Linked DNA regions of Homo sapiens: regions 2, 3, 4, 5 and 6 are each linked to region 1. The links are chromatin contacts, found by Hi-C or POLR2A ChIA-PET in ENCODE. All regions are on one chromosome and are shown on one strand. The core of a region is the stretch at or near the end of the contact, and the rest is flanking DNA. Distances in the headings are between cores, read along the strand shown.

The links. A loop is a pair of places that touch in the nucleus more often than their neighbours do. ChIA-PET counts read pairs that join two places held with the same protein, here RNA polymerase II (POLR2A). Pooled maps may share reads with other maps.
Region 2: a pooled map shows a loop between it and region 1 (6-fold over the local background). The contact joins the promoter of DUSP7 here to the promoter of HYAL2 in region 1. A Hi-C loop is called at or near these places in 1 of 168 maps with a recorded cell type or tissue (posterior vena cava), 1 of 37 single-sample maps with no recorded cell type and 7 of 50 pooled maps. POLR2A ChIA-PET finds 5 or more read pairs at or near these places in 1 of 52 experiments (GM10248).
Region 3: a pooled map shows a loop between it and region 1 (2.9-fold over the local background). The contact joins the promoter of ABHD14A-ACY1 here to the promoter of HYAL2 in region 1. A Hi-C loop is called at or near these places in 1 of 37 single-sample maps with no recorded cell type and 7 of 50 pooled maps. POLR2A ChIA-PET finds 5 or more read pairs at or near these places in 4 of 52 experiments (HEK293T, MCF 10A, activated T-cell and 1 more).
Region 4: a pooled map shows a loop between it and region 1 (4-fold over the local background). The contact joins the promoter of TEX264 here to the promoter of HYAL2 in region 1. A Hi-C loop is called at or near these places in 1 of 37 single-sample maps with no recorded cell type and 3 of 50 pooled maps. POLR2A ChIA-PET finds 5 or more read pairs at or near these places in 2 of 52 experiments (CD4-positive, alpha-beta memory T cell and activated B cell).
Region 5: a loop to region 1 is called in a pooled map, with 8 times the contacts of the local background. The contact joins the promoter of QRICH1 here to the promoter of HYAL2 in region 1. A Hi-C loop is called at or near these places in 7 of 50 pooled maps. POLR2A ChIA-PET finds 5 or more read pairs at or near these places in 2 of 52 experiments (activated B cell and activated CD4-positive, alpha-beta T cell).
Region 6: a loop to region 1 is called in a pooled map, with 7 times the contacts of the local background. The contact joins the promoter of DCAF1 here to the promoter of HYAL2 in region 1. A Hi-C loop is called at or near these places in 2 of 37 single-sample maps with no recorded cell type and 6 of 50 pooled maps. POLR2A ChIA-PET finds 5 or more read pairs at or near these places in 8 of 52 experiments (B cell, BJ, CD8-positive, alpha-beta memory T cell and 5 more).

What each region holds. Positions count from the first base shown.
Region 1 is chr3:50,321,495-50,325,411 of GRCh38, reverse strand. HYAL2 (hyaluronidase 2) reads left to right here and starts at 2,667. Exons shown (of 4, transcript NM_003773.5): 1 at 2,667-2,759. TUSC2 (tumor suppressor 2, mitochondrial calcium regulator) reads left to right here. Exons shown (of 3, transcript NM_007275.3): 3 at 1-503. RefSeq lists a silencer at 575-764 and enhancers at 973-1,474, 2,257-2,930, 3,564-3,903.
Region 2 is chr3:52,054,456-52,058,372 of GRCh38, reverse strand. DUSP7 (dual specificity phosphatase 7) reads left to right here and starts at 1,802. Exons shown (of 3, transcript NM_001947.4): 1 at 1,802-2,523. The coding sequence starts at 2,007. RefSeq lists silencers at 742-1,101, 1,502-1,881, 2,082-2,141, 2,462-2,511, 3,222-3,291.
Region 3 is chr3:51,973,010-51,976,926 of GRCh38, reverse strand. It overlaps ABHD14A-ACY1 (ABHD14A-ACY1 readthrough), which reads right to left and starts at 1,863. Exons shown (of 17, transcript NM_001316331.2): 1 at 1,723-1,863. ABHD14B (abhydrolase domain containing 14B) reads left to right here and starts at 2,878. Exons shown (of 4, transcript NM_001146314.2): 1 at 2,878-2,962. ABHD14A (abhydrolase domain containing 14A) reads right to left here and starts at 1,863. Exons shown (of 5, transcript NM_015407.5): 1 at 1,723-1,863. The coding sequence starts at 1,791. RefSeq lists silencers at 660-954, 1,560-1,939, 2,770-2,939, 3,160-3,309 and enhancers at 2,540-2,719, 2,753-3,689.
Region 4 is chr3:51,669,595-51,673,511 of GRCh38, reverse strand. TEX264 (testis expressed 264, ER-phagy receptor) reads right to left here and starts at 2,260. Exons shown (of 5, transcript NM_015926.6): 1 at 2,224-2,260. LOC124906237 (a long non-coding RNA gene) reads left to right here and starts at 2,407. Exons shown (of 2, transcript XR_007095907.1): 1 at 2,407-2,863; 2 at 3,856-3,917. RefSeq lists a silencer at 2,095-2,524.
Region 5 is chr3:49,092,408-49,096,324 of GRCh38, reverse strand. QRICH1 (glutamine rich 1) reads left to right here and starts at 2,254. Exons shown (of 10, transcript NM_198880.3): 1 at 2,254-2,413. QARS1 (glutaminyl-tRNA synthetase 1) reads left to right here. Exons shown (of 24, transcript NM_005051.3): 24 at 246-393. The coding sequence ends at 296. RefSeq lists enhancers at 1,680-2,019, 2,130-2,249, 2,618-3,130 and a silencer at 2,370-2,619.
Region 6 is chr3:51,498,202-51,502,118 of GRCh38, reverse strand. DCAF1 (DDB1 and CUL4 associated factor 1) reads left to right here and starts at 2,104. Exons shown (of 25, transcript NM_001387579.1): 1 at 2,104-2,246. RefSeq lists a silencer at 2,215-2,444 and an enhancer at 2,555-2,654.

The sequences.
Region 1 (3,917 bases), core at 1,418-3,917:
AGAGAGTGCAGGCTGGGGTCAGGACAGGCTGCGGATGCTTGTGCCTATGGGGAGTTACTCCAACCCACCTATTCTGTCTAATCTCCATGGCTTTGCACCAAATCCTCCACCCCTCCAATTGGGAGGGGACTGTTCACCACCTTGTGGTAAGGGACAACACCCTAAGGCTGGTGCCAGTAGTTATGAGTAGCCTACCACCCCCTCCCTTACAGTAACCCCCACCCCTTCAGGATCAGTCAAGGGAAAGCACTAGAACCCCTGGGTAGGGAAAGAAAGGAGGGAAAAACCATAAAAGGAATACTTATAATGTGAAGGTTTGTAAATAGTCCATGATGATGTCGTGGCAGAGTCTGATTTCTATATAGAGGTGACTTTTTTTTTAAGTACTGTGCAAGCTCTGTGCTTCTATAATGTGGGAAATGGCTTGGGGAGGATGGCCCCTAGCTTAGGAAGACTGTTGTGTTATTTGTTCAATTTCAATAAAATGATTTGTAGATCCTGCACATGAGAGTGGCATCCTGTGGGGGCTCTGACACCCAGTGTCTAGACTACCACCTGGGTTCAATAGGTAGGCCTGGCACAGGACTCTGGCAGGCCCCCTATGACCAGCAAAGCCCAAGAGTAAGTCTGAGCCCAGCCTGTGGCCATCCCAACTGTGGCCAGCAGGTGGCTGTGTGTTCACACAGACCTCACTGCAGGCCCCCTGCAGGGTGGGAGGGCACTCATTTATCTGTTGTGATCCATGTGGTGGTGACCCTTGGAATCAGAAGGCCCTGGGATACTTCACTAAGGATTGGCCCCACCTGCCTGATCTAAGGTGAGAGAGTGTGACCCAAGATAGTTCTGGAATATCTGTCTTAGCTGTAGCATCGCCAGCTGATCCTAAGTGGGGTCATGGCCTGACCCCCATGGACCTCAAAGGCCCAGCTTTAATGGACAGCAGCCAGATAGGTGTCCCCACGCCTTTGGCCTACTGCCAGGCTCAGCAACCCAAACTCATGTGCCTCCTCTGAGGCCTGCCTGCGGACACCATGGGAGAATGAGCTCAGGCTGCTGTTTCAGCAAGCAAGGCTCGGCCCACTAGTATTGCCCCTGCTGTCTGTTGCCCCCATCTTCTCATCACCTGCAGCCTGCCCACTGTGGTCATTCTGCCTGCACTTCTCAGGGGCTGCTATAAGGCAGATTCTCTACTAGGCTTAGGCTTTGACTATCAGTCCAACTCCCAGTTAAAGAGGGGAGATTTCAGGGACAGGCTTCTGAGTGTAGGGAGCTGGTCTGCCAGTCTTTCGGAGGTTTGAACTTGTCAAGGCTAGGGCAGGATCACCATATCCAGCCTGGACTTGCAGTTCTGTGGGGTGCCTCCCCATACCCCCATAAGATGCCAAACATGAGGCCCTGTCATCCTCCATGGTCCCCCTCTACTGGCTGTTCAAGGCCCAGGGCTCTCCCATGCCAGATAGCATCCTGTCTCCTACCACCACTGTCCCAGCCTGAGGGAACTCCCTGTGCTGGGCCTACCCAGCTGACCCCATCGCTGGAAACAATGGGGGTCAGGCAACACTTCCCCACTCTCTCCCGCCGGGCTGTGCTCACTTCCTTCCTGCTGGCTGCCTGAGGAAGTGTCCCTGCCCTGGGACAGTCTGGCCTAGCCTTTGTTTCCCCGGGGGTCCCCACCCATGGAGCTTTCAAGGCTTCTGGCCCCTGTGAAGCCAGCACAGTGGTACAGGGACACTGCACCTTCCCCTACCATGTCTTGGACTCCTTGGTCCTCAGGGCCAGACTCCTGGGTATTCACCTACCCCTCACACAGCCTTCTGTTGGGGGAGAGGCTCCTGGGCATTGGGCCATTGGGTTGTTGAGGGGTTGGCTCTGGGTGATTTGAGGGTAGGTAGATTTGCACCCCTGGAGAGGTCTGCTGGAACCTTGCTGCAGTCCTCCCTAGGGCCAGCCACAGGAACACCCCTCCCAGAGGAGTATACCCCTTTCCTCATCCATGTTGTAAGGAGCCCCCTACTCTGTATAGTGGACTCTGAAATCCATCCAGGAATGAACTCCAGCAGGAAAGCACTCTGCAGAACCCTCCCAGTCCATCCCCTCCTCCCCAACCCACACAGTCACACTCACTAACACATTGTCCTGTCACACAGGATGCGGAAGCTCTCAGTGGAAAAAAACGGACTCAGCTACTGGAAGTCCCCCCGACCCTCCCCCCAAGGCTAGTTCCCTTCTTGGGCACCTGCTCTGGGGGACCATCAGCTGAACGACCCCCAAGTATTTTGACTCCCAAAAGCACCACCACCTGACCCCATCCTCTCACACCCTACTGGATTTGAGGATGGGCCCCAATCCTAGGGAAGGAGTGAAGAGGTTCCCTAGTGTTGGAAGCTGTGGGTGTGGGGGAGATTGGCACCTGATCCTGAGCCCATAGCCTTCCTGTCACCTGGCGCAGCTGGCGGGGCCAGATCCTACTCGGGAAGGGTGGGGAGGGCAGCCAGCCAGCAGGGCATTCTGGAGGGAAACAGGGTCAAGGCGATCTCCTCCCCCACGCCTGTTCCTGGCCCTTTCCTCTCAGGGGGCAGCAGGAAGTGAGGAGAAAGGGCTGGGATGGGAGGCGGGAGCGGATGGGAGGGAATGGGGTTTATCAAGTCCTCGGCGAGCTGCCCAACGGGCAGCAGCTGGCGCAAGTAGCCTAGCTGGAGAGGCTCACCCCAGGAAGGAGGGAGGCCACCGACCTACTGGGCCGACGGACTCCCACACAGGTGAGCCCAGAGCAGACGGCTGGTCTGCACCCCCACAGATGCGCTCGCAGTTGCACTCCCTCCCTCTCCTGGCGCCCGGGAGGGTTAGGGGCTGGTGGTGCAGACGCGGGCCCTTTTGGGAGTTGAGTCTCGCACAAGGGAGCGGACCTAGGAAGAGCCGAGGTGGTTTCGCACGGGGCTCGCCAGGGTCTAAGCCTGCCCCCCACCGGGAGAGGCCTGTGGAGCGTAGGGGGCGCTGGATACGGGATGGAGGCCCTGGGAGACCCCTCTTGCTGGCTTTCTCGGAGGTCCAGCCAGAAACTGCTGCAAGGAATGGAGGCCTCCTCGGGGTTGAGAGGGAGCCGGGCTCCCAAAGGACCTCAGAGACTGGGCAGAAAAGGACGGGATCTCAGGGATGACTGTCCCGCCCTGATGCGAGTCAGGGAGAGGGGCGGCCAACCTCCTAGACCCCTCTGAGCTTCCCTGACCCCAACCCTGCGGCCACGCCGCGACCCAGAGCCGGGCTGCCAGGATAACGACTGCCTCGGCCCTTCCTGGGCCGGCTAAGAAGCGGTGCTTGGCCCCTTCCCTCAGTCTGGCAGGGGGCGGGGCCTCCCTTTAGACGGCGGACCAGAGAAGGGGGCCCCTGATTCGTGGGAGGCGGGGCACTACTCTCCAGGAGACCAGAGGTCGCCTCAGGTCAAAGTCCCTTTTTCCACACAAAGGGGACCCACGGCTGGCGTCTACGTTAGGGGGTGCAGAGCCAGATCTGGTGCTGCCCCCTGCCAACCTCGGAGTACCACAGCACCTCCTGATGGCCGAACGGGGCAACGCCTCCTCCTATTCCCCCCCCCCCCCTTCCCGTCCCCCTGCCTTGTCCCTCACACTGTCTCTTTAAAGGGCTGGCGGCGCCGCGGAGCTGGGAGGACTGAACCACCGGCCTCGGGCTGCAGGGGAAACATTTCAGGCTGACTGGCGCTCGTGGCTGAGACTCCCATAGAAAGCCCGGCTCAGAGGGGCATTAGGGTCCTAAATGGGCGGCCACGTCCCTCTGCAGAGGACCTGGGGCTCTTCGAGCCCGAAACGAGGCACCGGCACCGAGAAAGGTGGACCACACCTTCCCGCCCCGTCCGCAAGTCCAATCCCGGGCCCACCTCCGCACTGGAGTCTTAAAGGGCC
Region 2 (3,917 bases), core at 553-3,052, 1.7 Mb before region 1:
AATGGTGCACTGCTCAGCAGCTCACCCTCCCCTGGGAGTTTGCTCAGGCCTCTTTTTTGAGTGCTGCCTCCATCCCTGACAAGCAGCATCCAGCCTGCCAGCCGAGAGGCCTGTCCTCAGACCACGTCCTCCCAGCCGGATGGATTCATAGACGGATTGGGCTCAGTCCACACTAGCACTCTCCTACACTGGGAGACCCAAGGCCCAGAGGGAAGAACCATACTAAGGTCACAGGACACACCTGCAAGTGGCAGGACAGAATCTGGGTCTTGGCATCTTGGGCCCTGGAAGCTCTTTCCACAGGCCCAGGACCCCCAGGACAACCTTGGGCGGAGAGTTGCTTCTCCTTTCACACTCTGAGAATGTGACTGTGGGAGAGACCCCTGCTCCTTTGGGATACAGCCCTGTGGCCCAGGATGAAACTCTTCCGAAAGACTATCCCTCGCTTGAAAGACAGGCGGGGACTGCTCCTGAGTCACCCCTTTTCGTGCCTTCTGGTCAGAGGTTAGCGGAAAGCTCAAATCCTCGGGGTTCCAGAGGCCGTCCCTCAAGCACCACCGCTCCCCCAGTCAGGGATGGGGGCAAGGTGTCTCAGAGCCGACCAGCCTCGGGCGGAGTCGGGGGGTTAAGCCCCAAGGAGGGGCACCCCGCCAGGCAAAAGAATGGACCAGATAGACGGCAGGGTCCAGCCTCAAGCTGCCACCCTGGCTCCGTAGGGAAAGCACTGCAGGTCCTACGCAAGCGCGCCGCCTGCGTCTAGCCGCTTTGTTCTAGCGCTACCTGCGGGTCCATTCACCTCCGCTGCCCCGCCTGCCTGCAAATCGACACACAGGGCGGGCGGAGGCCCCGCCCACTTCCCCGCCCTGGGTGGAAACCGCGGCGGGCCCCGCCTCCCTCCGCCACCGCCTCTTTCGGCCAGGATTGGCCATCTGCATGGCAGGCGCCCGCCTACCGCGGAAGTTGATTGGTCCGTTGAGAGGGAGGCAGGGGAAGGAAAGCTGATTATAAAGGAGCATTCCCCTCCCACCGGCCCCGTGGAAAAAGTCACGTGGCGCTTCACTGGGCGCCTGTCACCACCCCGCTTGTAAAGCTTTCTTAAAGGGCTCGCGATCCCTTCCCAAAGCTGGTCCTTTCTAGGATTTCTCCACACCTGCCCACGGAAGGTGGCACGGCCCTGAGTCTTCCTACCCCGCCAGTTGCCCAGGTCCTGATTTCCCATCAGGCCTGCTGGCGTGAGACGCTCTCCCTCAGGTCTGGAGCCTGTGACCGTCAGGGGAACGATGAGGTCCTCTGAAACGGTGACCGCCTAGCACAGTGCCTGGCACGTAGTAGGCGTTCAGTTCTCATTTGTTGAATGAACTCGATGACAGAAAAAATGAATGGGATGACAGGCGGGAGGAGGAGAGGTTGCTCAGCTTGACCATCCCCCCCACCACGCCCCGTCCCAGGAAAACTATGCTGTTGTGAATGTGGGGTGGGGGTGCCAGGCATAGGACGCCCCCAGGGCCTCTCTTCCCGCAGTGTCCAGAAGAGCTTGGGAGCACGCGCAGAGTGAACCCATGAGGGCGTCTAGGCCGGGGTCCCTAGGCGGATCGTAGTCAGCTCCGAGCTAGTCCAGGGGGCAACGGTGCGGAGGCGGTGGGGGAGGGCCCCGCCGCTGGTCTCCCGGGCTCGGGTCGCGAGCGCGCCCGCATACCCCGTGGGGAGGGGCGGTGGAGGCGCTGCGCCTTTAAGCCCGGGCGCCGGCCCCCGCGGCCCCGCCCCCCGGAGAACGCCTCGGCGCGCGGCCGCCGGAGCCGCCGTTTAATTGGGGCTGTCAGGCCGCGGTGCGCGCGGAGGGCCGGGCGGGCGGGCGGGACGGAGGCCGGGAGGCCGGGAGGCCGGGGCGGCGGGCGCGCAGCTCGGCGGGAGGCGGGCGCCCGGAGACGCGGCTGGGGCCCGCGCGGCCGGGGCGCCGTCCCAGGGCAGGGCTGCCCGGCCCCGGCCCCGGGCCGCCCGCGCTCCCCATGAAAAACCAGCTCCGCGGCCCCCCAGCGCGGGCGCACATGTCGACTTCGGGGGCGGCGGCGGCTGGGGGCACCCGGGCGGGGTCCGAGCCCGGTGCGGGGTCGGGGTCCGGCGCAGGCACCGGGGCGGGCGCGGCGACGGGGGCAGGGGCCATGCCCTGCAAGAGCGCCGAGTGGCTGCAGGAGGAGCTGGAGGCGCGCGGCGGCGCGTCCTTGCTGCTGCTCGACTGCCGGCCGCACGAGCTCTTCGAGTCGTCGCACATCGAGACGGCCATCAACCTGGCCATCCCGGGCCTCATGTTGCGCCGCCTGCGCAAGGGCAACCTGCCCATCCGCTCCATCATCCCCAACCACGCCGACAAGGAGCGCTTCGCCACGCGCTGCAAGGCGGCCACCGTGCTGCTCTACGACGAGGCCACGGCCGAGTGGCAGCCCGAGCCCGGCGCTCCCGCCTCCGTGCTCGGCCTGCTCCTACAGAAGCTGCGCGACGACGGCTGCCAGGCCTACTACCTCCAAGGTGAGGGCGGCACCGAGACGCCTTACGGGATCGGGGCCCCCCCGCGACTCCCTGACGCCCCCCTTGGAGGCGCTTTCCTCTCCACGCGCTCGGCCTGCCCCTCTGGGCGCCACGTCGTCCCCGGCCCGCATCCGCCCTCCTGGAGCCGGGTCCCCACTGTGTGGTTTGGCAGGCGCGGGGCTCCCTCTGCGCCCCCTTTCTCGGCACGATTCGAGTGGGTGGAACAAACTTTCCCCTGCCTGGGGTTTCCTTTTTTTTCCTGTTGATGGGGCGACAGTAGTGCCTGGGCTCCAGTGGAGCCCCTCAGAGGTGGAAGGCGCCGCCTCCCAGAACCCTAAAAGCGGCAGGGCGCCCAAGTCCAGCCTAGAATTCGTGTTTCTGGAAGGCCAGGATCAGGAAGGGCACCTTTCATAGCACCATCCTCACCTCCAGCGCATGGAGACCATTTGGGTTGGGGTCTCCTGGATCCGGGAATTGCTTCTTCCACCGGAGAATTGCCGCCTCTAGGAGGCGCTTGGGGCAGGGTATGGGCAGGCTCCATTGCCCTGGCCCGGGTCTCTCGGGACCCCCAGGTCCCTAGCCTGCTGCCCCGGAGCTTGCAGAAGGGAGAGGTAGCACCGGGGGGCGAGTGGCTGAGGCCGGTGTTTCCAATTAACATTCCAAAATGGCCTCTTGCTGGCAGCGGGGCGGGCGGGAGGGGAGGGGAGGCCTGCGGCACCCTCGGGCGCAGGGCCCATGCCTCGCTGCAAGGGGCTCCCCATTTCTCCTGTCCCTGTATCGCCCCAGTGGCCCTCCCCCGCTGCAGGTCCAAGGCTGGGGGTGGGGCTTGTGTTCTAAGGGAGGGTTCTAGAGAAGTGGAGCCAGGACCCCCTTCAAAAACCTGCCCCTGCTGGGGGAAGGGGCCAGCCAGTACCTTCCCACTACCCTCCCCAGCTGTAGTTTCGGGGCTGGGCAACCACTAGACTCCCGTTCAGGAAGCCCAGGACCTCTCTGCCTCTAACTGAGCCAGATGTGGCTCTGGCACCTGTGGTCTCATCTATAAGAGGAGTTTGCCAACCCAGAGGTGCTGGCTAAGATGGGGTTGTCTGCTTTTCTTTACCACTTAGCTGTTACTGAACACCCATGGGTGCTAGGTGTGCGTGGGAGCTGCAGAAGAGGAATTAGCTGGGGCCTGTCCTCAAGTGCCCTAAAGCTGGTGCCATGGCTGGGGGCCCCGAAGTGTTATGGGTACCAGTTTGGAGTCCAGGCACGTCACTTCACCTTCTGGGGCCTCAGTTTCCTTATCTGTGAAGTGGTCATGGTTTAGATGGAGAGAACACGAGAGAGGGCACACGTGTAACATGCTTGGCATGGCCCATGCTGACCGTGGGTGCTGTGGTGTTTGGCGTGCAGAG
Region 3 (3,917 bases), core at 614-3,113, 1.7 Mb before region 1:
CAGAGGACAGCCCTTAGGACCCAGGACTCAAACAGGACAGGCCTTTGAGACTGCCACTTCCTGACCTTGTGTCTTCAGTTTGTCAGTAAAATGGGATAACCTCGTGGCTGCCCTCCTAAGCTTCCTGTGAGATTTAGATAATACCGTGGACTGGATCAGGGCTGTCCCTGTCATTTCTTGGGCCTAGGATGAGCACGCCTGCTTCCTTCCAGGAGTCCAGCAAACACATCTTTATTTTATTTTTATTTTTCTGAGACGGAGTCTTGCTCTGTCGCCCAGGCTAGAGTGCAGTGGTACAATCTCGGCTCACTGCAACCTCCGCCTCCCGGGTTCAAGCAATTCTCCTGCCTCAGCCTCCCGAATAGTGGGATTACAGGCTCCCGCCACCGCGCCCGGCTAATTTTTGTATTTTTTAGTAGAGACAGGGTTTCACCATGTTGGCCAGGCTGTTCTCGAACTGCTGGCCTCGTGTTTCACCCGCCTCGGCCTCCCAGAGTGCTGGGATTACAGGCGTGAGCCACCGCGCCGGGCCAGCACATCTTTATTGAGTGCCAACTGGGCGCCTGCCCGAACTAGGAGCCGGGGGCCCGTCTTGGTTCCTATTCATCCCTCCGGGATGTTTTGGGGATGTTTCCTGAGCCCGCATCCCCAGGCTTCGGGGTCGGGGGGCTTGTGAGCCACAGCAGCAGCCGCCTTTCTGCTGTTTCTGGAAAACCAGGACCTAGTGGAGGAAGAGCGCGTTCCTCTTTTCTTCCAGACCACTAACAACCTCAGACGCGCGTCTCTAACTGGGCGTTAGTCCAGATTCCCACCGGGCGCGAGGGACATTTCCTTGCTGCCCACTCGGGGCGCCCCCGCGCTTCTCCAAAGCGGGAAGGGCGGGGCTTAGGCTGTTGCCTTGGCAACCGAGGGTGCCCGCAGTACTAGGAAATTGTAGTGGACCTGCAGCTGGCCGCCTGCGGGGGTTTGCGGGGGGCAGGGTAAACTGTGCCCGGGTTAGGTCATTGGAATATGCGTTGACAATGACACACAGGTGCACACACGCACAAATACGAGTCTTGCCCCCACACGCTTTTCTTTTGCACAAGCTATTCCCTGCATGTACATGCAGCCTCTTTGCACACACACTGGCCCGTGTGCAATTAATCCCTTGTAATGGTACCCTCTACATCACGCACACAGTCAGGCATCAGGAAGCCAGAGAGACTGATGGAGATGCACACTTTGAAAACCACAGGCTGATCCTCAGAAATACTCAAGCACGGTCATACACACAACCGTAAGACTACACATTCACACAAGAAAGGCACATGCACAGGAAAGCAGACACGCACACACACACAAACCCCCAGAAATGCACACACGCAGACAGGTAGACACATACCCTTAAAATCACACGCACACAGAAATACACTCGGAAGACATAACGCTGACACAAGCAGGCAGACATCAACGAACACACCCCCCCCCCAAAAATATAAGCGCGCAGAAACCCACTGACGGACACCATGCAGACACACAAGCGTACACATACACCCAGACCCCCAAGAACATATGCAGACCCTGCGCGCGCACACACATTACACGCGCGCACATGCACATTCGCGGCCCCAGCGTCTGCTTCTTCCGCGGGACTCTGCCCCGGGGCGCCGGGGCAAGGGGCGGGGTAAAGACGGCCCTCCCCTGGGCCACCGGCCGGCCTCCCTCCCCCGGGAGACTCACCGGGCCCAACGGGATGAGCGGGCGGGCCCCGCCCAGGCGGAACCAGCAGCCGCACAGCGCCCCGACCATGGCTGCCTCCGCAGCTCCGCGGGCCGCTCCGGCTCTAGGCGGCCAGGAGCGCGGCCATCTCGGCGCGCCTGCGCACTCCGCAGCCGCGGGCCTGCAACCCAGTTACCGAGTCGTCTGCGTGGAGGGGGTGCTGGGGGCAGAGCCCCAGCGCTCTCTGGCCCGCTCCCCGCCCAGATTTTCGGAACTGTTTTTGGCTTGAGAGCCGGCGGAGAGCCATGTGGCTTCTTCTCAGTGGAACATCTCCACCCTGGCTCAGTTCTCTGGCCTGTATAATGGAGTTAAGGATAAAACCCACCGCACAGGGTTGTCCTAGGTTCTTAAGGACGGGTCAAGCCTCAGAACAGTGTCCGGAGCAGAGGCCTCGTTGTGTAAATGCCAGATATTGTTATGCAGCAGCTCCAGGTCTTGGCCGACCCACTTTCCTGACTCCTACCCACTCCTCCCCACCCCCTCCCCGACGCACACCCACGGTCAGAGCCTGGGCTGGCCCTGGGCTCGTTCACGTCTACTCATGGCGCCTGCCCTGGTTGGCGATGTGTTACCAACGTCTGGCCTGTCCCAGCCCAAGGCTCCGCGTGGCGACCAGGCCCAGCACTGGGAGGCTGTGCAGAGCGTGGCGTTTACTGCTTATTGCTACTCTGCAGAGGTTGGCAACATCTGACCCGCTCTACTGGCAGGAAACAGGCTCGGGGGCATTGGGAAAACGATCAAGGCCACTTGGCTGGACACTGGCGGAGCCTCGCACTCAAACCTGTCGGGCCTCAACTCCGTGCCAGGCCAACAAGTTGCCCTGGGCAGTTCAAGCTGGGGATAAGGGGGATGGGGAGCAGGAAGACAGCAGCAAGGATGCGATCCCGAAGGAACTTTCCTCCTCAGACTGCTCCATGTCCATGTGGGGCAGGTCGCTGAAGAGTTCGAAACCGTGCTCAGCACCGCGTTTGGGGCATGTGAGACCGAGAGGCTTTGGGAAACTGACGCCGCTGTGAGAACGAGTTTAGCGGAGTCTATGGACGCTGCGAGCTTGTGGCCACAAGAGGGCGCCCCGGAGCACGGCCCAGTCCCCGCCCCCGCTGGATGGGGCCCGGCCTCTTCCCAGCGTTCCTCCTCCGGCCCCAGGTCACCGCCAGCACGCGCCTGCTTCCCGTCTGCGCGAGTCCACGCAGCTCCCCAGGTACCCGCCCTGCACTCCTGACCCTTTCTTCTCTCCAGTCAAAATCCAACCCCACCTACCCCAAGTCTTCCTTTCTCGGATCCCTGGGTCCCCTCCTTGGGAGTTGCCACCATTCCCTCCCGGTGCTCCCTTCCAGAGCTAGCGAGCCAGAACCGTAGTCCGCGGAAGCAACCTGACCGCGAGGTCAACGCGTTGGGCCCCAGGTGGCAGCGCGTTGAGCACCCCGCATCCCCGGCGGGTCGCCTTTCCCACTGGGCGCTTCGGTTTCCGCCTCTAGAAAATGGGCTTTCCGGTGTGGAAGCGCGCCTGTGGTTCCAGCTACTGGGGGTGAGCCGGGAGGATCACTTGAGCCCAGGAAGGTCAAGGCTGCAGTGATCCATGATTGCGCCACTGCACTCCAGCCTGGACGACAGAGCGAGACATCTTCTCTTAAAAAAAAAAAAAAGAAAAAAAAAAAAACCGAAGAAAATGGGCTTTTAGTTCCGGCGCGGTGGCTCACGCCTGTAATCCCAGCACTTTGGGAGGCCAAGGTGGGTGGATCACTTGAGGTCAGGAGTTCCGGACCAGCTCGGCCAACATGATGAAACCCCGTTTCTACTAAAAATATAAAAATTAGGCCGTGCACGGTGGCTCACGCCTGTAATCCCAGCACTTTGGGAGGCTGAGGCGGGCGGATCACGAGGTCAGGAGATCGAGACCACCCTGGCTAACACGGCGAAACCCCGTCTGTACTAAAAAAAAAAAAACAAAAAATTAGCCGGGCGTGGTGGCGCGTGCCTGTAGTCCCAGCTACCCGGGAGGCTGAGGCAGGAGAATGGCGTGAACCCGGGAGGCGGAGCTTGCAGTGAGCGGAGATGTGCCATTGCACTCCAGCCTGGGCGACAGAGCGAGACTCCGTCTCAAAAAAAAAAAAAAAAAAATTAGCCAGGCATGGTGACGCACGCCTGTAAACCCA
Region 4 (3,917 bases), core at 1,011-3,510, 1.3 Mb before region 1:
GTAGTAAGAGGAAAAGGCTGCTAAAAGGGGAGTCGCACAGCAGGAGGAAGTAACAATTATCCCTAAGAGGAAAAGAAGCTGTTCAAGAGCAGTCCCAGGAACATAACACAGAGGCCAGTCTGTGAGCTATTCAAGGCAGGCTGCCTAGTTCTCCAGGCAGCTTGGGGCCAGAGGCCTAACCCTCTTACACAGAGGGCTTGACCTGAGTTGCCTGGCGGGGGGGAAAAATCACAGCCCAGAGAAGACTGTTTAAAGAGGAAGGGAGCCATGTGACCCACTGGGGGGACATTCCCACCCCAATTATTTAAAAGTAATATTTAACATTTAAAAGGTTTTGAAGCTAAAAAGGCCACGCTGCAACTTTGTGGAATACTTAGCTCTGTGGAATTATTTCTTCCCTGTGGGTGCTGGGTGTTGATTTTACGCTAAAAAAAAATTGTCTTTGGAGTCAATGAGCACACAGTATTTGCTCACAAAGAGGCAAAGTAAATTTCTAAACTTTCGGTGTCAAGAAATTGAGGTGTTGCCCACTAGTCTCACCCATCTGTGCTTCTACCCATCAGTATCTCTCTCTTTTCTGCCTGTCCTACTCATCTTGTCTCCAGTAACTTTCATTCCAATTTTCTTTGATAATGATGAGAAATCTTCCACTGAATGCTTACTATACGCCAGGCACTGTCTAAATGTTGAAACACAGCTACTTCATTCACCCTCAAAGCAATCCAAAGAGGTAGGTAAGGCTAAAGGTTCAAGTAGTTAGAGGTTAAGAGACTTGCCCAAGGTAACACAGGTATTAAACAGAGCCACGTGGACCAAAATGCAGGCAACACAAGCCCAGACAGTCTGATTCCAGCCCCTCATTTCCACTTTCTCTCTCCTCTCTGGTGACTGGCTTCCAAAACGCCTGAAGCATTAAATCCTTGTTGGACATCTCTGAGCCCAAAGCTGGAAAACTCTCAGCATCTAGGCCCCCACTTGCCTTGGGAATGACAAGCCCTCACCCTGATCTGCCATCTCAGCTGAACACTTCCTGTCTCCTCAAGGAAACTTAGTATCTACCTTTCTCTTCCTCTCACTTCCCAAACTGCTCAGAAAACGGCGGGGGGGAAGAAAACCCACCTGGGGGTCTCAGAGCCTTGGTCGGCACGTGGAGAGGTAACGTGAATTTCCCCTATATTCAAGAGAAAAGGAAGAAGGTCTGGGAGCTCACCTGAAATGCCAGGCTCACTTTTAGTAACTGCTGGCATCCAGTGCGGCAGGGGCCGAGCGCTCCAGTGCTGGGAGCTGAAAGAACAGTCACCCCTGCCCAGGAAATAACCACTGAGCCAACCATCATGCCCTGATTACCGTCCTCAGGGAAAGCCTACCGGTCCCTCTAAAGCACCCTCGTCCCATTCTCAAACCCCCTGTGGAAATCAGAAGCCAAACCTAGCTTTACAATGTCAGGTCTCTTCGCTAGAGCTCTGGTCACGCCCCTCTTCCTGGAGTACTCCAATCACACTTGGCGCCCAGAAACTGCCGCTGCCGCTGACCTTGGGCAGACTGCGCCCTCCCTCTAGCCTCGGCTCCCCCTCCGCTCAGAGGCCCGGGATGGACGCGTGCGGCCGGTGCCAGCGAGCCTCAGGGAAGGCTGCGCCCAGCCAGCTTCCTGGTGCCGCTCACGTGCGCGGCGGCGGAGGGCCGGGCCCTTAAACGGCCCCCGTCCTGGGCTAAACTTCGGTGCTAGCAGAGGGCGGAAGGACTATGGAGGGTGGGGGGCCGCCGCCTCCCACTTTCGGATTCCAGCCCCTGCTCACCCCGGGCCTTGCCTATTTACTCAGAGCCTTTCTCTTCGCCCACCTCCTCACGGAGCCCCACGCACGTCTGTAACTTAAAGGACGCTAAAGTTTGCAGCCCAGGCTGCGAGGCGCGGCCTTGGGGGACGGGGGCGGAGTTAAAACGCGACTCGCGCCTCTTTCCCTCACCTCCACGGCCCCGGGGCATGCCCTGCACCGGTGGCCGCGGAAGTGGGCTGCCCGGAAGAGTAGGGGCTGCCCCAAGGTCGCATCCAGGCCCTCGGACCTGGCCGAGGCCAGCTGTGGGCAAGACAAGATGCAAAGAGCGGCCCGGGCCGCGGGGGTCACGGAGGGGACACGGAGAGTCCTGAGGTCGCGCCAGGGCGGACAGGGGGAGTCCCAGACCTACGCCCCAGTGGGTATGCCTCTCCTCTGGCCCGGCCCTCACCTCAGCAGCCGCCCGCTGCGGACGCCGATCCGCGCAGGCGGCTCAGGGTTCGGTTACGGAGCCTGCGCGCGCCCGCCGCGCACGCTCGCTCCGCCCCCTCTCGCGGCGGGACATGGCCGTGGCCGTGGGCGCGTGCGCGCGGGACCCGGAGGGCGGAGGCCTGCCCCGCCCCGTCTCCATGGCAACGGGCGTGTGCCTAGCCCCAGCGCTGGCTGCGGCGGAACCCACGGCGTACCTTCCCGCCTCCAACAAACTATCCGGTTGCTGAGGTTGATTTAGCAACACCCCAGGGCATCTGGGTTGGCAGGAGCACCACAGTGACAGCCTGGCCCAGGCTCGGGTACGGGAGGCAGCCCAGTGGCCCGCAGTAGAGGGCCAGGCTGGGGACCAGGGAGCTGGGGCTGAGGAGAATTTGTACAGCCTAGGGAGGCGCAGCACAGCAGTATCAGCCTCTGGCATTTGTACCACCTTTAGTCCTGCCACTTTCTCTCACTGTGGCTTCGCAACAGACTTGGGAACCAAGAAAGGCATAGGTGAGGAAGCTGAAGCCCAGTCTGGGCTCGCGGAAGAAACTGGTGGATCCAACTTCTGCATAGCGCAAATATCTGCTTCCTGCCTCCACCCACCCATTCCCACTTCCGTGAGTATATTCATCCATCCAACACTTATTATTACTCCTTGCCAGGACAGTTCTAGGGGCTGGGGATAGAGTGAACAAAACCAAGGTTCTGCCCTCCTGGAGTTCACGTTCCATGGGAATGCCCTTCTTCCAGGCTCCTCCCTCAGTGCCCAGGTTGTGGCTGTGGGAGGCTGGTCTACCTTTGTGGTTTAGCGGTAACTTACGTGATTCCCACGTCAAGTGTAAGCTCCTTGATGATTGGTTCAATCTTCACCTCAAATTTCTGAGGACCTACAAACTACAAAGCACTCTTCTAGGGGCCCAAAGATAAAACGCTCCCCTCGTGAAAATCCCGGACTTTTGGTGGGAGGTGGGGAAGGTGACAACTATGCTCATAAGCTTGGCTACAAGACCGGCGAGGCCAAGAGCTACTTTGGTATCCTGACAAGGACTGATGTTTGGGAGGGGGATCCAGCAGATGGGAACACCACGAAGGTGGTGGTGGGAAAAGTCAGCAGTCACAGGGTGGTTCACCTTGTGGATCCCACTACTGCACCAGCAAAGAGCAGGCTGGGCACACAGAGACAGTCAAAATCCCAGCTTCCTTTCCCTCTGCTTCACATTCTTCCTTCCGCAGGCAGGGGAGTTTGAACCTTATCCACAGGGCCAAGCCTGTCCCAGCCCTCTAGGCAAACTGGCAGAACAGGCAGCTGGCCCCTCACAGGCACTCCGGGCTGGGCCAGTGCAGGTCGCAGCAGTTGTTTTACCTATGAACATCAAGCACATGGTCAAACCCTCAGCTTAGGTGCCCCAGGCAGGCGGGCTACACACTTGGTAGCATTTCCTTTGACACAAGGAGCAGCCATGGCCCGGGCTCAGAGACTGACAGCCTCTGCCTGCAGGGTCTGCGTGGTCATTTCTCCTGCTTCTCAGAAGGTGGTGAGCTTTTCCCAGGAAACCATTATAAGGAAGTGCCCATTCTTTATCTTGTTCTCTCTGCTCACTTCCCTTAGCCTGATTGGGGAACTCTAGAGCCCCACATCAGAGTTCAACATGTGCCTCAGGAGCTTCAGCA
Region 5 (3,917 bases), core at 1,005-3,504, 1.2 Mb after region 1:
TATAAAACTATACCCTGGACCCCCACGGTGGTTGTTATGGTCCATATAATACTATAGCCTAGAGCCCCATTCAGTCCCTTACCCAAAGTCACAAAGTTATTGAGGACCCGGGCCTCCTGACCCTTAGTCCCTCGGCTTCTTTGGCTTAAGAAGGATGTTAGGGGGAGGTGTCTGTGGTGAAACCTGCCCAGGCCTCCCTGGCCTTGTTCTGGGTTGGTGGTCATCCTTTTCCCTCTGCCCTCCAGCTTGTCTTTAACCGAACTGTCACACTGAAGGAAGACCCAGGAAAGGTGTGAGCTGGAAGCACTGAACCTACCTCATCCTCCTGGAGGGTGTGGCTACCCTCGCCACCCCAAATTCCATGTCAATAAAGAACAGCTAAATTCTCCTAGAGTCTGTGTGTTATCTCTGCACTTCTAGCATCTGAAGGCCCTGAAGACATGCTGGTGGTGGTGGTATGATTGGGGGATGGAGATGTGCCTTTTGCACATTTTGTCTGTGAGAATGGACTTTCCCAGAACAGAGTGGTACTGACAGCTTTGAAAGCACCGGTGCACTTTTTGGTGCTTAAAGGCAGGGGCCTGGGTAGGATTCATACCCTCCGCACCTGGTCTGAGAGAATGGAGGGCCCTGGGGTGTTTGTCCATGGTTAGGACCCCTGTGCCAGAGGGATCTAAAAGGTTTGTTTCTGCTGGTGTGGAGAGGCCTAGCTCCCAGTCTGATCATTCAGCATATAATTTTTTTTTTTTTTTTTTGATACGGAGTTCCACTCTAGCCCAGGCTGGAGTGCAGTGGCTCAATCTTGGCTCACTGCAACCTCTGCCTCCCGGGTTCAAGCGATTCTCGTGCCTCAGCCTCCCAAGTAGCTGGGATTACAGGCGGGCGCCACCACTCCTGAATAATTTTTGTAATTTCAGTAGAGACGGGGTTTTGCCAAATTGGCCAGACTGGTCTGGAACTCCTGACCCCAGGTGATCTGCCCGCCTCGGCCTCCCAAAGTGCTGGGATTGCAGGCGTGAGCCACTGCGCCCAATCAGCCTATAATTCTTTTTTATTTTTGAGACGGAGTCTCACTCTTGTCCCCCAAGCTGCAGTGCAATGGTGTGATCTCAGCTCACTGCAACCTCTGCCTCCCAGGTTCAAGCAGTTTTCCTGCCTCAGCCTCTTAAGTAGCTGGGATCACAGGCATGCACCACCACACTCGGCTAATTTTGTATTTTTAGTAGAGACGGGGTTCACCATGTTGGCCAGGCTGGTCTCAAACTCCTGACCTCAGGTGATTCACCCGCCTCGGTCTCCCAAAGTGTTGGGATTACAGACTTCAGCCACCGTGCCCGGCCCATTCGGCATATAATTTTTGAGTGCCTACTACGTGCCAGGCAAAGTGAGATGGGGCATACGTGCTGTGGTGGCCTTCCAAGTTCACGGGAGGGGAAATGGGTGACCAAGCACTGTATGGGAGCGGTCTCCCTGGGGCCTGTGCAAGACTGGAAGAGGTTCCTGACCCAGCCTGGGCCTCAGAAAACATTACTCTAACGAAGTGACTTCTGAAGGGAATCACGAAAGACTACGGGGAGTTTGCCAGGATAAGAGGAACAAGGGCAAAAGCTCCGAGGCAAAAAGAGTCTACAGCAGGCTGGAAGCCCTCTGGGGGCAGTGTAGGCTGCTGCTGAGGCCCGAGTGTGCCTGCAGCTTTAACGCCTTCCACATTTTCCCTGTATACAAACACTAGGCTACCCGGGGGCCCGCTTTAAGGTGGACCCAACTGCGGAAGGCTGAACTCAGATGGCAGCAGACAGCGGGAGTACCAGATGCTGACTCCTCCAGGAGGTGAGCAACCTAGAGGCTTCCCAGGCAGGGCACGGCTGGGGACGCCAGGCCCAGGACAGAAGTTTGTGGGGTCCACCTTAAGCGAGAGGCCGAGCCTGGCCAGGCCCCGCCCCGCGTGGGCGTGCTCGACCAAAGGAGGCTCTGGCGGGCGACGGAAGGTGGGTCCAAAGAGCTAGCTTGGAGCCCTAGCCTTCCGAGACTCCACTACTAGGCCAAGCCACGGCCCTAGCTCCGCCCCACATGGAGAGGCGTCCATGGGCGGAGCGAGCCGCTCCATACCCTAGGATCCACTATCCGCTCTAGCGGCCAGAAGCGCGGCCACCTTCCCCTGCTGAAGCGTTCACTTTAATTTTGGCCGGTAGGCAGTCCCAGATCTCGCGGGATCCGACGCCCCGATTATCGCGAGAGGAGCAATCGGCTCCTATTGGCTGTGAGGGTTGAATGTAAGATGGCGCCCAGGGAGCTGTGAGGAGAAAACCCTGTCGGTCTTGGAGCGACGACGGCAGAACCAGGGTCCCTGGCGGTGCGGCGGGGCCGGCGGGTGCAGCGGAGGCGGCGGCGGCGGCGGCAGTGACGTCGCCGGGTGAGGGCTCCAGTGCGGGTGGGGATGCGGCGAAGCTGTAGGCCTGAGACGGGGGGCCCACCCCACACAACGGCGGGCGGGGGCGGGCGGGCCACTACCGCTGGGCCCTGGAGAGTTCGGGGCGGCTCCGGAGCCGAAAACGTTCCTGGGCTAGCGCACCCCGCCCTGTGGATGGGGGAGGGGTGGCCCGGGGATTTGGGTGGGCGCGGCGCGAGATGGCGCGCCGGTGCGGGCGCGCGGCTGAGCCTGTTTTTACGCGCGCGCGCTGTGCGGCTCTCGGTGCGCGTGGCCGCCGACGTGCGCGTTCCCGGCCCGGATATCTCTGCTCTAGGAGCTGTGGCCCGTGGGCAACCGCGGCTTTCTGGAGCGCGCGCCCGTGACGACCCCCAGTTTTGGGGCGCGCGCTCTGATATCGGGTGGCGGTGCTGCCTCGAGAGCGCGCAGGAGGCTTCTGCTGAGCAGAGGGCCGGCCGCGGCTCGTTGCGCTGGGAAGGTTGAGGATTGGGTCCTTTCTGGTCTGGTGACGTTCCCGGGCATCCGTGGCCTCGGCCTGGAGAGAAACCAACCAGCTTTGCTGTCTGGCTTGCGGTTCCGCTCCTCTGTGAGGGGGGCGAGATTGCCCGTTCTCCTCGAAGAATGCCGTTACTTGAGGCCCAAGTACGGTGCGGGTGCTTGGGTAGGGTGTTTCTCTGCTTCGGAAACCAAGCCCTCTTGGTTTGAGAGGGCAGTGAGCCCCTTCGGATTTCCTCACCTTGTACTGGGCTTTCTGCCGGGCAGGGAAGGTTAATATTAGAAGGCCCTTGAGTGGTACCTGCTTATCTTTCATTAGAAACTAATACGTCCATAAGCGTAATTCATACACGTCACCTCTGTGCGCTCCGGAAGGGAATTCGCTTATGTGGCCCATGTGAACTCCGAGCTCTAAAATGCCAGTTTAAATCCTTAAACGCAGCTTTTCTTTTGCGTAAGTGGGAGGGGCTTACTTTATTATATTAAAGGCCCACCTTTGCCTCAGCCAAAAAGTTGGCCTTAAACAAAATGGAACAACCTGAGAATCAGTGCTTTACCTTTTTTGAAATTGCAGAAATCCCAGCAGAAATTACTAAAATCTGATAGTGTATCACTGTAAAAGTCACTTTTGGTGTAGGATTTCAGTCCTTTTCAGCTCTTTTTTTGACCCTGCCGCTGTGTTTTGGTGTCAAGGAAGTTCTAGGTTTGTTCTAGAGAAATAGGCACCTCTTTTTTCTAATACAAAACATCTGCTAGTTTGATTTACAGTCTTGCTCAATTAAGCTTAAGGAATAGGAAGCTAAGAGGAAGTAAAATTAGCCATCAAATTTGATAATGGTGGGGTAGTTCTTTCTAATGTACTGTATTGTTTTTAAGAACAAAGTTAAAATTATTAATAAAAAGAGGCTGAGGATGGAAGGAACTTTTTTGTTCTATCTTCTTCAGAATATTAGAAGTCTTAAGAACTCAGGACAAGCAGCAGAAATACATGCAA
Region 6 (3,917 bases), core at 855-3,354, 1.2 Mb before region 1:
GGCTAGACCATAGTCAGAGGGGAGATATCCAAGGCTTAAATGTCCCATCCTCATACATTTTAGGTTCATGGCCCAGGGAGGCATGGCAGGAAAGTCACCTGAAGGAGTGCTGGAGGAATGGCATGTGGGTTCCATTCCTTGTTCTACCTCTCTGGGTCCAGATTTCTCATCTGTAAAGGTGATTAACCATATCTTCCCTGTGTGTGTGGCAGGGTAGTGAGGGTTAAATGAGAGAGTGTGGCTGGAACACTTGGCTCAGGGCCCAGCATGCTCTGAAGTTGAAAGAAATGGTACTGGCCATTACTGACAGAGGTAGAGTTCCAGAAGCACAGAGAAGGGACCTGTGTGTTGTGGCAGGAGAAAGAAGTGAAGAAAGGTGACATGTCTGTGGCGCTCCCAGCACATATTAGAGAATCTCTGCTTGGAGCAGTAGCTCCAAGTTACACATTTAAGAGAAGGAGGATGGTCCCTTTTCTGGAAAGAGGGAAATGGGATCTAGTGGGGAATGAAACCAAGGGACCCAGGATTCAGGATCCTTACTAGCTGTCGAGCCTGAGCATAGCAGCAGGCTTGCTGTGTCTTGTATTCATGTGACAGTATTGCCGTGAAGACTCATGGAGATGCACGGAGACTTGCTCAGCATTCCCGGAGAGATAATGAGCTGCATAAGGCCTTGAACGCTGGGTAGGATCTTGTCAGGTCGAGATTCTGCTCAACTGTGGGTCATGTTTATCTTCTATGCCCCACAAGAGGGACTGCTGGTCAGAGTAAGGAGTCCTCTGGTTCTGCTGTTAATTGGTTGTGTGATGCTGGGCAAGTCGCTCACTCCCTCTGGGCCTCATTTTTCCCAACAACATGAAGAAATTGAATTAAGTGACCTGTGAGGTCAGTCCTGCCTTAATCTATGAGCTTTTGATTTTTCACTTCTCTGCCTCACGTATAATAACCTGGCAATAAGTATCTATTGATTCTTACAGGCTAGGTCTTGAACAAAAAGACAGAGGCTGGGTGCAGTGGCTCATGCCTGTAATCCCAACACTTCGGGGGGCCGAGGCAGGAGAATCGTTTGAGCCTAGAAATTCAAGACCAACCTGGACAACACAGTGGGACTTCGTCTCTACAAAAATTTTTAAAAATTAGCCGGGTGTGGTGGTGCACACCTGTAGCCCCGGCTACTTGGGAGGCTGAGGTGAGAAGATAGCTTGAGCCCAGGAGGTTGATTGAGGCTGTAGTGAGCTGTGATCGCGCCACTGCACTCCAGCGTGGATGACAGAGCGAGACCCTGTCAAAAAAAAAAAAAAAAAAAGACAGAGAAAAAAGAGGCTGGGAGAACTCAGCCCAGGAGTTCGAGAACAGCCTGGCCAACACGGCAAAACCATGTCTCTACCAAACACGCACATACAAAACAGAAACAAAAATTGGCTGGGTGTGGTGGCATGCGCCTGTAGTCTCAGCTGGAGGCTGAGGTGGGAGGACTGTTTGAGCCCGGGAGGCGGAGGTCATAGTGAGCTGAGATCGTCACTGCACTCCAGCCTGGGCAACAGAGCGAGACTCTGTCTCAAAAAAACAAAACAAAACAAACAAAAAACAACCAGTGCCTTCTGATTTAATGAGTGCTGTGATTTCTGATATGTTTATGAGAAATATTTTCTTAGATCACGGTATGTTCTAGGTAAGATAAGGCAAATGGCCAAATAAAACAGAGGCTCTTTGCGCACACAGGTCAGAACAAGACACTGAAAAAGTATCAGGCGATTACAGTACTGTCTTAGAAGGATTGGCTCCCTCACTTTTCACTTCCGCCTTCCGAAGCAGCCAATGAGTACTCAGCAGTTCGCATTTATCCAAAAAAACTACAAATCCAGAAGTCAATGCGCCAGGCGAAGAGCTCATGCGTCAATTGGGACTGGTGGGCCCGCCCCTAGACGCGGAACTTCATTTCCCAGGCGTCCCCGGGGCTCTTCGATTTTTTTTTTTTTTTTTTTTTTTTTTTTTTTTTTTTCCCCGATCGTGCAGGCGTTCTCTTCCCGCCCCTTGCTCGCGGTCCTCGCGCCAAGTAGGCGCGAGCGCGCGCGCGCGGTGCACGTAGCGCGCGAGTGACGCATAATATGTGGGCCGCTGTGGAGCCGTGGTCGCGCTGTGTGTGTGTGTGAGTGGAGAGTGAGTGCGGGACCTGAGGCTGTGTGTGTGTGAACTGTGGCCACTGGCGGGGTCGGGGGGGGGCAGCGGCGGAGCCGCCTCGGACGGTGAGTGGGAAATGGAGGGAGGCGACTCTACGGGAGGGGCGCGAGGAAGCAGGTCGCGCGGCTGGCCGGGCGGCAGAGTGGGCGCCGGGCTTGGGGGAGGGGCGGCACCTGCTTGGGCCGCCGGCGAGGAGGGGGCGGGCCGGTCTGCCGGGAGGCTGGGCCCGGGGCCTGACAGGACTTTTCCTCCTCCTGATTCTTGTCCTGGGGGCGGGGCCTCCACGTTCTTCCTCCACTCCCCACGAGAAGCTTCCCGAGAGTAACTCTTCCGCCCGGAGTGGGGGGGCGGGGTGTGTCCGCCCCTACCTGGAGGAGGGGCGCATTTCATTTCCCTTGTTTTCTTTTTCCTTCCAATCCTCCTAGTCTCTGTTCCGTACGGGCTTGCGGGGCTCCATCTTCCGTACTATACGGCGGGCCCCTTCCCGGACTGTGTCTCCGCCTCCAGCTCCAGTCACCTGGGCGGGCTCTCCCGTCTCTCGGCCTCGTGCCACCTCTCCCTGCACCCGCCTGCCTCTTGGACCGTGCGACGGGGGCGGAGCTTTCCGGGCGCTCCTCCCATCCCCATGAAAGAGGGAAGGGTTGGAAAGAGAGGTGTGCGGGTCCCGCAGCCTGGAGTCAAACCTCAGAGTGCCCGCGAAGCTTCCCTGGAGTCTATTTCCGGGGGTTATAGTAGTTTTCAACTGGGGTGTCAGAAGCGTTTGCTTAACAACTTCACTTCTTAGACGGTTTTCTGTCTGGTTTCCTCTTACTGCGGTGGCAGCGCTCTGGTTTTCCATTTGTTGAGGAAATAGTTTTGGAGTGTTTGTATTTAGCTATTTTTGAGTCACAAATGACTCGTCCTTGGCCATGTCATGTTGGTCTTGGTTTTTCCTTACCCTGTTTTTTTGATGAAGCCTTTTAATTAGTTTACATGTCTTAATTTTTTATATTAGTAGCATCTTCCTGTTCAAAATGCATCGTTAATGTACAGAATGAGAGGTTAATTGGTAATATCATCCTGCATTTTCTTTTTCCAGCTTACTGGAGTTTACCTTTAATGTTTATGTAAATGTGTATATTTAGATTTTAGGATCTATTTAGTATTTTTCTTAATGATGTGACCATTTGGGTTTTCTATATAACATTTATTCATTACCCATTTTTGAGTGGGTATATATTTTTGGATGTTAAAGAGATAATAGAGAATTTGGGGAATGTAGGGAAATCATTTTGTACTTAGTATCTCTTGCGTAGTTGCTGAGTACAGTGTTTTACTGTTCTGCCTATTATACAGTTTTAAAATTTTTTATTTTTATTCATTTATTTTTTATAGAGACAGTGGTCTCAGTATGTTGCCCAGGCTGGTTTTGAACTCAAGTGATCCTCCCTGGTCAGCCTCCCGAAGTGTTGGAATTACAGACATGAGCCACTACACCTGGCCTGTTTTTTTAGATACAGGATCTTGCCCTGTAGCCTAGGCTGGAGTGCAGTGGTGTGATAACTCTTTTTTTTTTTTTTTTCTTTTTTCTTTTTTTTTGAGACAGCGTCTCATTCTGTTGCCCCAGCTAGAGTGCAGTGGCGCGATCTTGTCTCACTGCAACCTCCGCCTCCCAGGTTCAAGTGATTCTCCTGCCTCAGCCTCCGGAGTAGCTGGGACTACAGGCACGCGCCACCACGCCCGGATAATTTTTGTAT